Linked DNA regions of Homo sapiens: region 2 is linked to region 1. Evidence: chromatin loops called from intact Hi-C (ENCODE). Cell type or tissue: MCF 10A. All regions are shown on one strand. Links, peaks and the distances in the headings refer to the core of each region. The heading gives the core; the rest is flanking DNA. Region 1 overlaps LOC105374618 (a long non-coding RNA gene). Region 2 overlaps LOC124901165 (keratin-associated protein 5-5-like).

Region 1 (5,376 bases), core at 99-5,098:
AAACAAAACAAACCCCCTAAGCCAGGGCGCCTTGGATGGTTCACTTGGCATGGTCATCTTGCATTCCATCTGCCCAGAAACATGCTGTTTTTTAAAAAAATCTCTATTCCTAATATTAAAAACCCCAGGCTATAGGATGAAGTTTTCATCTGCTCTCCCCACACTGTTCTAGGAAACTGCCTTTTCGTGCAATAATAATATTAGCTACTACTAATGGGAGTTGCACTGTTAGGATGACTAGGGAATGCCTTATCCCCTTCATCTGTTAGCGGGGCGGGAGTTGCTATTAAAAATGCCATATTTATTTATTATTCCTGATATTTAAAACCTGATATAATCTTTAGGATCTACTTAAGTCGCTGAATTTGGATCCCATGTGGAGGTCCTGTTAATAAAAAACGAGTGTTTCCATTTCCTTACTCTCTATCTCATTCAGTCCAACACTGGCTACTCTTCTTATACCTTAATTTTATATACATAATATTATTTATAAATGTGTAAGATATATTAATAGAATATATATTCTTCTAACAGCCCTAGTTATAATATATATACATATACACATACGTATGTATATGTACATATACACCATATATATGTATACATGTGTGCATTTTATGTGTATTTTATATACACACACACAAACAGCAGAATTCCTCTTGCTTTTCTCCACTCCTCACATTTATGCAGTCTCCCTTGCTAGATTATTGTAAGTTATAATTGAAACATTTCATATTAAAGGAAAGGGCTAAATATATTTAACTTATGCATATAATGTTGTGTAAACAAAATGTGTACCAATAAGCAAGAAGGACTGGATAATATTTGCTGACCATGGTAAAATAGCTGACCCTTTGCAACGCAAATCCTCTTTATTTACTAACGGCAAGGTAAGGAAATGGTTCACGCTGAGGCTAAGCAGAAGAGAGGGGCGAATCAGGACAAAGCTGGTTTTCCCTGGCAGTGAAGGGTGCGCTTTGGCGTCAAGCTCTGCCTCCTTTTTTTGTATTTACACATTTAAAAGCATATGCCTTTCATTTCTATTATTAGGGTGTCAACAGCTATACGTAGAGCCTTTTTCATGTTTTTTTTTTTTTGTGGTGCTTACAATTCATGGTAAAGTATTTGTTTCCTGAAGAAATGAATGCCAAAACCCCCGAGTTACACAGATCACATATGACATAGCTGTGATATGGGAACAGTTAATACCCAGCTTATTTCAGTACATTCTCTCAAGAGCCCGGCTTTCTGTTTTGATTGGAATGCATGCACTAACGTGTGAACACAGCCTCATCTTTCCCAGTCACCTTTCCAGGTATTCACGAGGCCCAGATGAGACCAAATTCTGTGTGCCCACAAACATGTACCAAACAAGCCAAAATATCTGTGGAAAATATGACATCTGGTCAAATTGGTTATAAAAATATTGTTTGTAAATCTTCCTCCTCTCCCCTCCTCTCTCCCCTCTCCCATCTCTCGTCTCTTTTTGAGATGGAGTCTTGCTCTGTCTCTCAGGCTTGAGTGTAATGGTGCAATCTCTGCTCACTGCAACCTCCCCCTCCCGGGTTCAAGCGATTCTCCTGCCTCAGCCTCCAGAGTAGCTGTGATTACCGGTGCTCACCACGACGCCTGGCTAATTTTTGTATTTTAGTAGAGATGGGGTTTCACCGTGTTGGCCAGGCCGGTCTCGAACTCCTGACCTCAAGTGATCCGCCCGCCGCGGCCGCGGCCTCCCAAAGTGCTGGGATTACAGGCGTGAGCCACCGCGCCCGGTCAAAGATACTGTTTGTAAATCTAAACCCCATGTATTTCTTTATGTTTATTTCCAACTCATGTGGCTTACACATATGTCTGGTAGTGTACATGTAGTTTAAAAGAAGCACTCACTAAAAAGAAAGTAAAAATATGTGTAGAAAAATGAGACACGTTTATAACAGTAACTTTTTTCCTAGTGAAAATAATGCGCATTAGTCAAATTTTGAATTTGGAAAAAAATCCCAAAAACGAATCAATTTATTAGATTTTTCACAATATTAGATTAAAAATAAGTTAAAACACTGCACTGTTGAAAAGCGGCATTTGCCCAGGCGTTTCCTCTTTACAGACGAGTCAGTGTCTTTGCCGTTTGGAACCTTGTCTTCACTATGGGATGGCACTTGATCGAGGCGGCCCCGCAGCCTGTTCCGCGGTGCTGGCGTCTCCCTCTCCCTGGCGAGGCTGCCCCGAACCCCTCTGCACCCTCCCTCCAGGTACCGCCCCTGGGAGGTCCGGTGGGGACCACGGCCCGCGACGGCCGCCGCACAGCCACCTCCCGGCGCGTGCAGTGCGGGCCCGGAGCCAACAGGTGGCACAAACGCATTTGACTTGGGCATCGATCGCCGCGCCCGCCCGGGGCCGCACCTCCGCCGCCAGCGTCCCTCCAGCCCGGCCCCGATGCCGCGCAGGCGCAGTGCTCTTCTCTCCGCGGGCCGGGCCGGGTCAGGGTCAGGATCTGACCCGAGTCTGGGTCAAGCCATGGCGGGCGGCAGGCAGCGGACGGCGGCGCCCAGGCAGTGCGCCCTCTGCTGGCCACTCGTGTACACGCTGGCTCCAGCCAGTGCTGCACTCCTGGCAGACAGGGGCCGGGCAGGGGCCGGGCAGGGCTGGGCTGGGCTGGGCTGGGCTGGGCTGGGCTGGGCAGGGCAGGGCTGGGCTGGGCTGGGCAGGGGCTTGAGCAGGGTTGGGCAGGGGCTGGACAGGGGTTTGGGCTGGGCAGGGCAGGGCTGGGCAGGGGCTTGGCAAGGCTAGGCTGAGCTGGACAGGGGTTTGGCAGGGGTTGGGCAGGGCGGGGCCTGGGCAGAGCTGAGCAGGGCTGGGCAGGAGCCAAAGAGGGGCTGGACAGAGGTTTGGGCTGGGGGGATGGAGGGGGGCTGGTCCCCTGCTGGTCCCCAGGATGAATGAGAATCCAGAGTAGAAAGGCTGCATTATTATTACCATTATTATTTGAGGAGTATCAAGTGCTTCATTTAAACACCTTCCCCAGTCCCTTCCCACAGTGCAGGGAGCTTAGGAACACGCAGCTCGGGAGCTGGCACCTGCCTCCCCACCCCCTTCCTTCTGGAAGGCTCCTGTCTGAGCCAGCGCCAGCAGGAGGGGCCCGAGCTGGGAAGGGAGGCCTGTCACTCGGAGGTTCCAACTCACTGGAGAGGAGCCTCGCCTCAACTTGTTTTTAATGTGTCAAATCGCAAAGTCACTTCCCAGCAATAAGGTGTGAAGGGGTTACAGCCTCCCGAGGGCCCTCCAGGAGGCTGTGGCACAGGCCTTTGTTTTCTGCCTGGCAGAGTGATGGGCCTGCTTCCACCCGGCATGCCTCAGCCCACAATTTGTCACTTAGGAAGCCTCTCTTGTGAAGTTTACACCTGCCTTGATCGCTGTTAGTGGTGCCCTGCCTTAGGGGGCACCTTATAGCTTCCGAGGTCCCTCCCTGGCCCATCCCCACAAGCCTGGGTTTGTGAGACGGGCTTTCCCTGCAGCCCTTTCCAAAGCCCCGTATGTCTTGTACCCATTTCCCCAAGCCCACACCCAGAAAGGGGATATTGGGGGGCCCCACGGTGTTCTGACAAAACAGGACCTCAATTCGGACCTGGTTAACTTTCTGGCTGTTATAGTCAGAACAGATTTGTCTCTAGGAGAACTCGGCACCCTCCATTCTGCTCGTAGGCAGCAAGCCTTGCCGTAGCCCCATGGAGAGGCGCCGAGTAGAGCAGATGGCCTTTACCGGGGCCTGTTCTGTACTGCGTGCTAAGCTACACACAGTCCTTCGTACATCACAATATGGCTCTATTGTTGTTTACATTTTACAGATCAGGGAATTGAGGCTTAAGGTGACTAGCTTTCCTGTAGCTGAGCGAAGCCATCAGGCTAGGTATGCTTACCCTAGAGCCTCGGCGTGTGGGCAGATTCTACTTGCCCCTTGGAGAAGGGGGGCTCGATGGGCTCTGCCGTAACAGAGGGGAGGGGTCAGCCCTTGTGGCCTCAAGTTAGGATACATGGGGCTCAGGTCTCTTCAATCCTGTTCTTTTGCCAGAAATGAACCCCCATTATCTCCAATGGACTCCCAGAGCTGCTCCTGTTTTATCTCCGACACCCATCTCCTTCTTGCCCAAGTCTGAAGGAGGCTCAGCATCTGGGAAGGCACTCAGGACGGGGCAGGGGTCTCAAGGCAGGGGACGCAGACATAGTCATTTTAGTGTGAAAGAGCTATTCTGAGCATCGATTAAATAAACCACCAGAAACTAAAACAGGATTCTAGATCTCATCTGCACTAACATTGTAAGTGCTTTATATGTTTTCACCCAAAATGACTGAATTTGGAAAGAATGGATTAAATGGGATTGAAAGAGGGCAAAAGATAAAGGATTTCAAATTTCATCTTTGCATCTAAATTTCAGGCTATTTAAGGACAAGGTCCAAACCGTCATAGTAGCTAAGGGAATATCTGTTGAACAATGAATGCGCCTGATTTTGTCTGGCAGAGTGAATTTATGAGGTTGACATTTTAAGAAGTCAAAATTTTAGCTCATTTCAAACAGTGGAGCATAGCTAAAGCCTTGTTCCTTCTGGTAGCAGTCCCTCCAGATTGAAGTCTGACTTTGAGGTAGTATTGACCTTTTATAAGTCCCTGTGAAATGCAAGGTCTGATGCTTTGGGAAAGCACACAGTCAAATATTTTTTTCTCTTTAATTGATACCACTTAAAAATTCATGCAAGGGCTGGAACATTAATTGCCAATTATTTTCATAGAAATTTTTAAGAAAAACGTGAAAACCAAATAGAAGGGATATAAACAGTCAAAGCAAGAAAGGAAATTTGGAACACCCGGTACGGTTTAGGAACGTGTGGAGCCTCAGGGTGAGTCAAGATGCACAAATTAATAAAATAAAAAAATGAAAACACCAGTTTTCACGCACCAAATCGGCACGTCCACTTTTGTGGTGGCGCTTAGTGTTGGTGACGGTGCAGCGGCACAGCCCGTCCGTGGGTGGCTGGTGGAGGTGTCGGTCAGCTCTGCGTCCGTGGAAAGCAATTTGGCCACGCTTATCATGAACACTCTCTTCCGTTGCTTTGACCCAATAATTCCCCGTCTAGAAAAAGAAAAGTATCACAAGGAAACCAGAAAGTCACATTTATGTAACTGTCATCACAGTATAATTTACAATAAGGGAAAAGCTGGGAACAACCCACTTTTGTAAGAGCAGAGGTGCTAAACTAAATATAGTGACCCAGGCTATAAGTCGGCAGCGTTTCAGAGACGTAGACGGAGCCGAGCACTGCGGTGCTAAGTGAGAAAGGCAAGATGAAAAGCTACAAAAACGGAACACTTGTGAATTTACGAAA
Region 2 (5,376 bases), core at 122-5,121, 100 kb before region 1:
CATGTCGGATTTATATCCTACTGCTCAAGGTGATCACCAATGTCTGATTGCTACCTTAGGCATAAATGGTTTAATTCTACCATCTTATTGACTTATTTTTTATGTTACTATTTTCAACATTTTAATAAGAATTTAAAAATATTCAGCAAAATTGAAAGTGTTTTATAATTTTTAATAAATACCTCTAGTCTATCATGAACCTTTTACTGCACTTGCTTTGTGGCATTTCTTAGCCTCTATCTTTTTCCATGCACATCAGAGCAAATGCAGACATTGTAAACATCCCCCTAAAATCTCAGCATGCATATTGTCATCTAGAGTTCAGTATTTGTTTACATTTTTTTCCTTTGAAGGTAAATATTACATGTAACAAAATGTCAAAATCTTAATAAAACCTTCTCCGTGTTTTGACGAATGCACACCTGTGAGGCCCAAACCTTTAAAAAGACGACATAGAGGCCGTCACGCGGAGGCCGTCACCCCACAAAGCTCCCTCATGGGCCTACCCGGCCAATCCTGGCCCCCAGCCCCCAGAGGCAGCCACTCTTGTTTTCATCTGTTTTACTTTTCCATCACAATTAGCCTTGCCTGACCTAGAACATCATGTCAAATGGGGTTGTGGAGTGTAAGCATTGTGTAGACGTCTTCTGCTCAGCAGGATGTTTCTGGGATTGAGCCGTGTCACTGCGCGTGGCAGGAGCTCCCGTCTCTCCATTGCCGAGTGCAGGTCTCTCCATTGCCGAGCGCCGCTCCAGCCTAGGGGCACAGCCTGTGCTGTGGTTCATCCATCCTCCCATGCCAGACCTGGCGCTGCTGCCTGCTTTGGCTATGCTGGGGGGAGCACAGCACAGGTGGTTCATCCATCCTCCTACACCAGACCCAGGCTACTTCCCGCTTTGGCTATGCTGGAGGGAGCTGCTGTGGACATTCACATGCGGGTATGCCATGGACACATATTCACTCCTCTTGGATGACATTGCTAGAAAGGCGTGTGCTGGGCACTCAGGCGAGTGTATCCTTAACATTTTCAAAAGTTGCTGGAATTTTTTCTCCCCAATAGTTGCACCATTTCACATGCCTAGCAAATAGGTAACAATTTCAGGGGAGGAGAGAGTGAGGGGGTGGTGAGAGATTGGTCAAGGGTATGAAGCTGTGGCTGGATGGCAGGAATAAGTTCAGGTGTTCCATTCCCTAGCAGGGTGACTAGAGTTAGCAATGGTGTATTACTGCTCACTTCAAAATTGCTGGAAGACGTTTTGGAATCTTCTCATCATCAAGAGGTGATTAGTGTTTAGGATGATAGATATACTGATTTCCTTGATGTGGTCATTACATGATTTATACACATGCGGAATCATCATGCCGTACTCTGTAACGTGTGCCTCACATCCTCAGCAACACCTGGTGTTGTGGGTCTTTTTAAGGTTTAGATATTCTGAGAGGCGTGTGGTGATTTCATACTGTGGATTTAATTGGTGTGTCCCTGATAGCTGATCATGTTACACGTTTCCTTGTGCTGACGACTGGCCATATCTTTCTCTCCTAAGTAAATGTTCAATTTTTTAAAAATTATGTTATCTTTCTAATATGCAGTTGGATGATTTCTCTATATATCCTGGAAACTAGTGCTTTGTTAGACACATGCTTTTCAGATATTTTATCTTTCTCTATGGCTTACCTATTTATGAATGATGTGTTTTAATAAACAAGTTTTACATTTTAATTATGTTCAATTTATCTATTTTTAATAGTTATTACTTTGTGTGCCCTCAGAAACCTTTGCCCAACCCTGAGTCACGCTGTTACTTTCCTTTGTTGTCTGTTTGCCACGCCTTGTTTTGGTCTCCCCAGCTTTTTCCCGTCTTCTGTTAAATTAACAGAATTTACTTTACTTCCTTTTTTTTTTCACTACTGGTTTTAATGCCAGGTCTAACCATAAGTTGGCTAAAGGTGGCCAGTATCTCTATTAATCTTCTGATTGTACAGAGACCCTGGGAATCTTCCATTCCAACTCTCTCCCCACCAAGCTATCCAATAAGCCACACTGCCCGGCCTCCTGGTGTCTCCTTGCTATGACGCCCTTCCCAGGGTCTCCCAGGTGTTTACAATGTCTTCACTCTTTTGCCTCTGACCTCTGACTCACGGGTTCAATATTTTCTCACTCAGGTGTATCCTTTCAATGAGGGCGAATTCTTTCAGGATTTTTCAGTGAGGTTTCCTGAGTCATACCTTCTCTCAGGTCTTTGAATGTGCCACTGTTTTCCCTCAGTCTGGATTGACAACTGAATTCTAAATTGACAGTTAATCTTCCCTTGGTGCTATGAGATACCCCAAGGTCTGCTGGTACCCATGGCATGGGCTAGGAGTCTGCAATCAGGCTAGCTGGTAGATGATGTTCCTTTTCTCACTGTTACTTTTGCACAAAGCAACAAGAGGTTTTTCTCCTGTAGCCATTCATTGTTTCAAAGGCATTTGAGGTCTGCTTTTCATTTTATATCAGATTTTCTTGTTTTTCATGGCACTTCATTAAATCATGTAATAAAAAAATAATAGCAGTACACAGGTTTGGAAATACAGCCAGCTGAGCTGATTCATGAACACACAATGGGTGGGGCGGAGCAGTGCGGGCATCCAGAGGTGCAGCCAGCATATGTGGGCACTGATGCTCTGTACGCCCATCAGCACACCTTGGGGTTGGATGGGAAGCGTGTGTGAGTTGGTTCTGGGCTTTAGTGGGGTTACTGGAGGGAGCGGCATAGTGCTGATTTTATAGTCTTTGTCAGACAGTTCAGTCATCTCTACTTCTGAGGGCATGCATTCTCCCCTGCTCTCAACTCCCCATCTCTCTCTCCTGTCCATTGTTGCCTGGGGACTTACCTTTGAAGAGGGGTTTTCTGCAGGAGTTCTGCCTGCTGTAGCCTGGGAAATCTTTCTCCCTACAATTTCACATTGAAGTCGGCCAGGACGTTTGCAGTTTCACTGGATTCAGACCCTTTTTGTTTTCATTTTTCATTTACATTCTAAACAAGGTGGGTGGTATTAATTCAGACACCACACCCATACATGGCCAGATCTGGGCTCCTGCAGGTTACAGGGGGATGCTTTTCCCTTGGAGAGACTCACATGGGGGTGGGGTCCCCTGATACTTCCCATCAGCACCTGGCTCTATGCAGGGGCCTCAGGACCTTTCCTGACTGGAAGCTTGTACCATCTGGCGTCCCTGTCACCTGCCTCTGTAGGCCTCAGGGCTGCAGCTGCCCGGGTTGTTGTTTTGAGTCGTGTCTTTGCTTCTGGCTCCTAGGAATGTCCCTTCCTCTCATGCTGGAACACGTATTTGCGTTGGGGGGACTACGTTTCACGAGCTGCGTGCCTGTTGGCCGTCCTGCCAGTTCAGCTTACTCTGCATAGTAACTGGAGCTTTTCTCGTCAGGGAGTTGACCTTTATGTGGCCTACCATGCACCGCACGCTTGCTCCACACTCAGGACACATGACACACACTCCATGAGGAGATACAAGCTCCTGACCTCACGTGGCTTCCTGTCTAAAGGGAGAAAATGCAATAAATTAAAGTCTAGGACTCTACCTGTTAATTAGCGATGGGCTGAGTCTACAGAAGGAAACGATCCCAAGTGCAGGTCTGGGGAGTGAACATGGAGGGTCCCGGGAATGGCGGATGCAGAGGAACCGTGGGGCAGGAGGGGTGGTGGGCACGGTGTCCATTCCAGGCAAAGAGCCAGCCCCAACTAGCACAGGGACCTCCCAAAACTTCAGCCTAGGATTTAGCAGAGCAACCTCTGCTGTGAGATCACAAGCATCGGCCACATGCGAGCTCTGGGAAGAATGTTATTAATATTTTTGTGTCTAAGGATTTAAAATTATCACGTGGATTTTTAACTTGCTAGGGCAGTGCCTATGGTATTGACACTTACATGAAGGCTCAGCCTTGACTTTAAACGGTGGAAGCGTCTCTCCTCTTGATGTGGCGGCAGGAAGTGTCTCCCACGCGAGGACTCTGTGCTAAACGTGTGACTGTCGCCCCCATTGTGAGTCTTTTGGGCTTCGCTCCCTCGATTGGATCCCGTCATTCAACAAGGGGACTTTTAAGACATCATGAAGACCTCAAATCTTCTGACGTGAAGTTAGGGAGATTATCCTAGGTGTACCTGAGCTAACCCAGGTGCCTTTAGGAGAAAGCAGAGGGGTCACCCCCGCTGGTGTTGAAGACATACCTGGCAGGGTTTTGAGAGAAGTAGACCAGGGGCAAGGGCCTGATTCCTGCCAGCACTTGGTGAACTTGGAAGAGGCTCCAGAGCTCAGATGCGACCCGACCCTGGCAGGTGCTGACTTCAGCCTGGTGAGACCCTGAGCAGAGGACTCAGTGCAGCCCCACCTGGCTCCCAAACACGGTGCTGTGAGCAGACACACGGGGGTCTTTAGCCACTGAATTTCCATGGCTTCTTACACAGCAAGATGAAGCTAGCATGGTGTCTTGGTCCCTTCAGCCTGTATGACAAGAATGCTGCAGACTGGGCAAATTATCGATGCCAGGACTCCATCCCTCACAGTTCCGGAGGTTTGGGGGGTCGATATCATGGCACTGTACACTGGGCATCTGGTGAGCCTTCCTATAAGCAGATGTGGCCCCCCTGCTGCGTCTTCCCACAGTGGAAGGGCAGACAGGCTCCCCCAGGCTTCTTCTGTAAGGGGACGAATCCATCCTTTCATGGGGGAAGGAGCACTATCTCCCCAGGTCCCCTCATCACTCTCACCTCCCCCTGGGTCTCCACATCACTCACTTCCCCCCGGGTCCCCACATCACTCTCACCTCCCCCCGGGTCTCCGCATCACTCTCACCTCCCCCTGGGGTCCCCACATCACTCTCACCTCCCCCTGGGGTCTTGGAATGGAGAGACAGGTGAGGGAGTGAGGGACTCTCTGGGGAAGTCAGCAGCTCCCTCCTCGTCAGGCTGCATGAGGCCTTGGTTCAGGGTTTGTACTTAGTGTCTTGGTGTTGGAGAGAGCCTTCCCCACTGCAGGAGGCACTCCCTGGGCAGAGACTGCACGCACAGATATGGACGCTCACATCTAGGGCCTAAAGCAGGCAGGGAGAAGATGACACCATTTTTTACAAAACACATTGTGCTTTTATTTTAACTTAATTTTAATATTACTTTTATTATAAAGTTATAAATAACTGTATTTTATTATTACAAAACTTTTTTCCCAGCTTCATGTATGATGAATAAAAATGGTGTATATGCAGGGTGTACAGCATGATGATTTGATGTCTGTCCACAGTGTGAAATCATCACCACAACCAAGCCAAGTGCATCCATCGCTCAGGCAGTCACCATGGTGTGAGTGCGGTGAGACGG

The links. Peaks named below come from ENCODE experiments on the same cell type or tissue, not always from the same donor. Only the 100,000 strongest peaks of a DNase experiment are listed, where the experiment ranks them.
Region 2: it touches region 1 in a loop (2.6-fold over the local background); 2 of 110 quality-filtered maps call a loop at or near these places.

Annotation. Positions count from the first base shown.
Region 1 is chr5:2,036,253-2,041,628 of GRCh38, forward strand. The region is part of intron 2 of LOC105374618 (a long non-coding RNA gene); the gene reads left to right. Among named protein-coding and RNA genes, the nearest start is that of CTD-2194D22.4, 150 kb to the left of the region's middle. RefSeq lists a silencer at 2,213-2,682. In MCF 10A, for the core only: a CTCF peak has its summit at 2,513 (motif pointing left); a DNase peak (open chromatin) is centred at 2,549.
Region 2 is chr5:1,934,471-1,939,846 of GRCh38, forward strand. LOC124901165 (keratin-associated protein 5-5-like) reads left to right here. Exons shown (of 5, transcript XM_047418003.1): 3 at 5,300-5,376. The region is part of intron 2 of LOC105374618 (a long non-coding RNA gene); the gene reads left to right. Among named protein-coding and RNA genes, the nearest start is that of CTD-2194D22.4, 50 kb to the left of the region's middle. In MCF 10A, for the core only: no CTCF peak of the experiment used is centred there; a DNase peak (open chromatin) is centred at 2,141.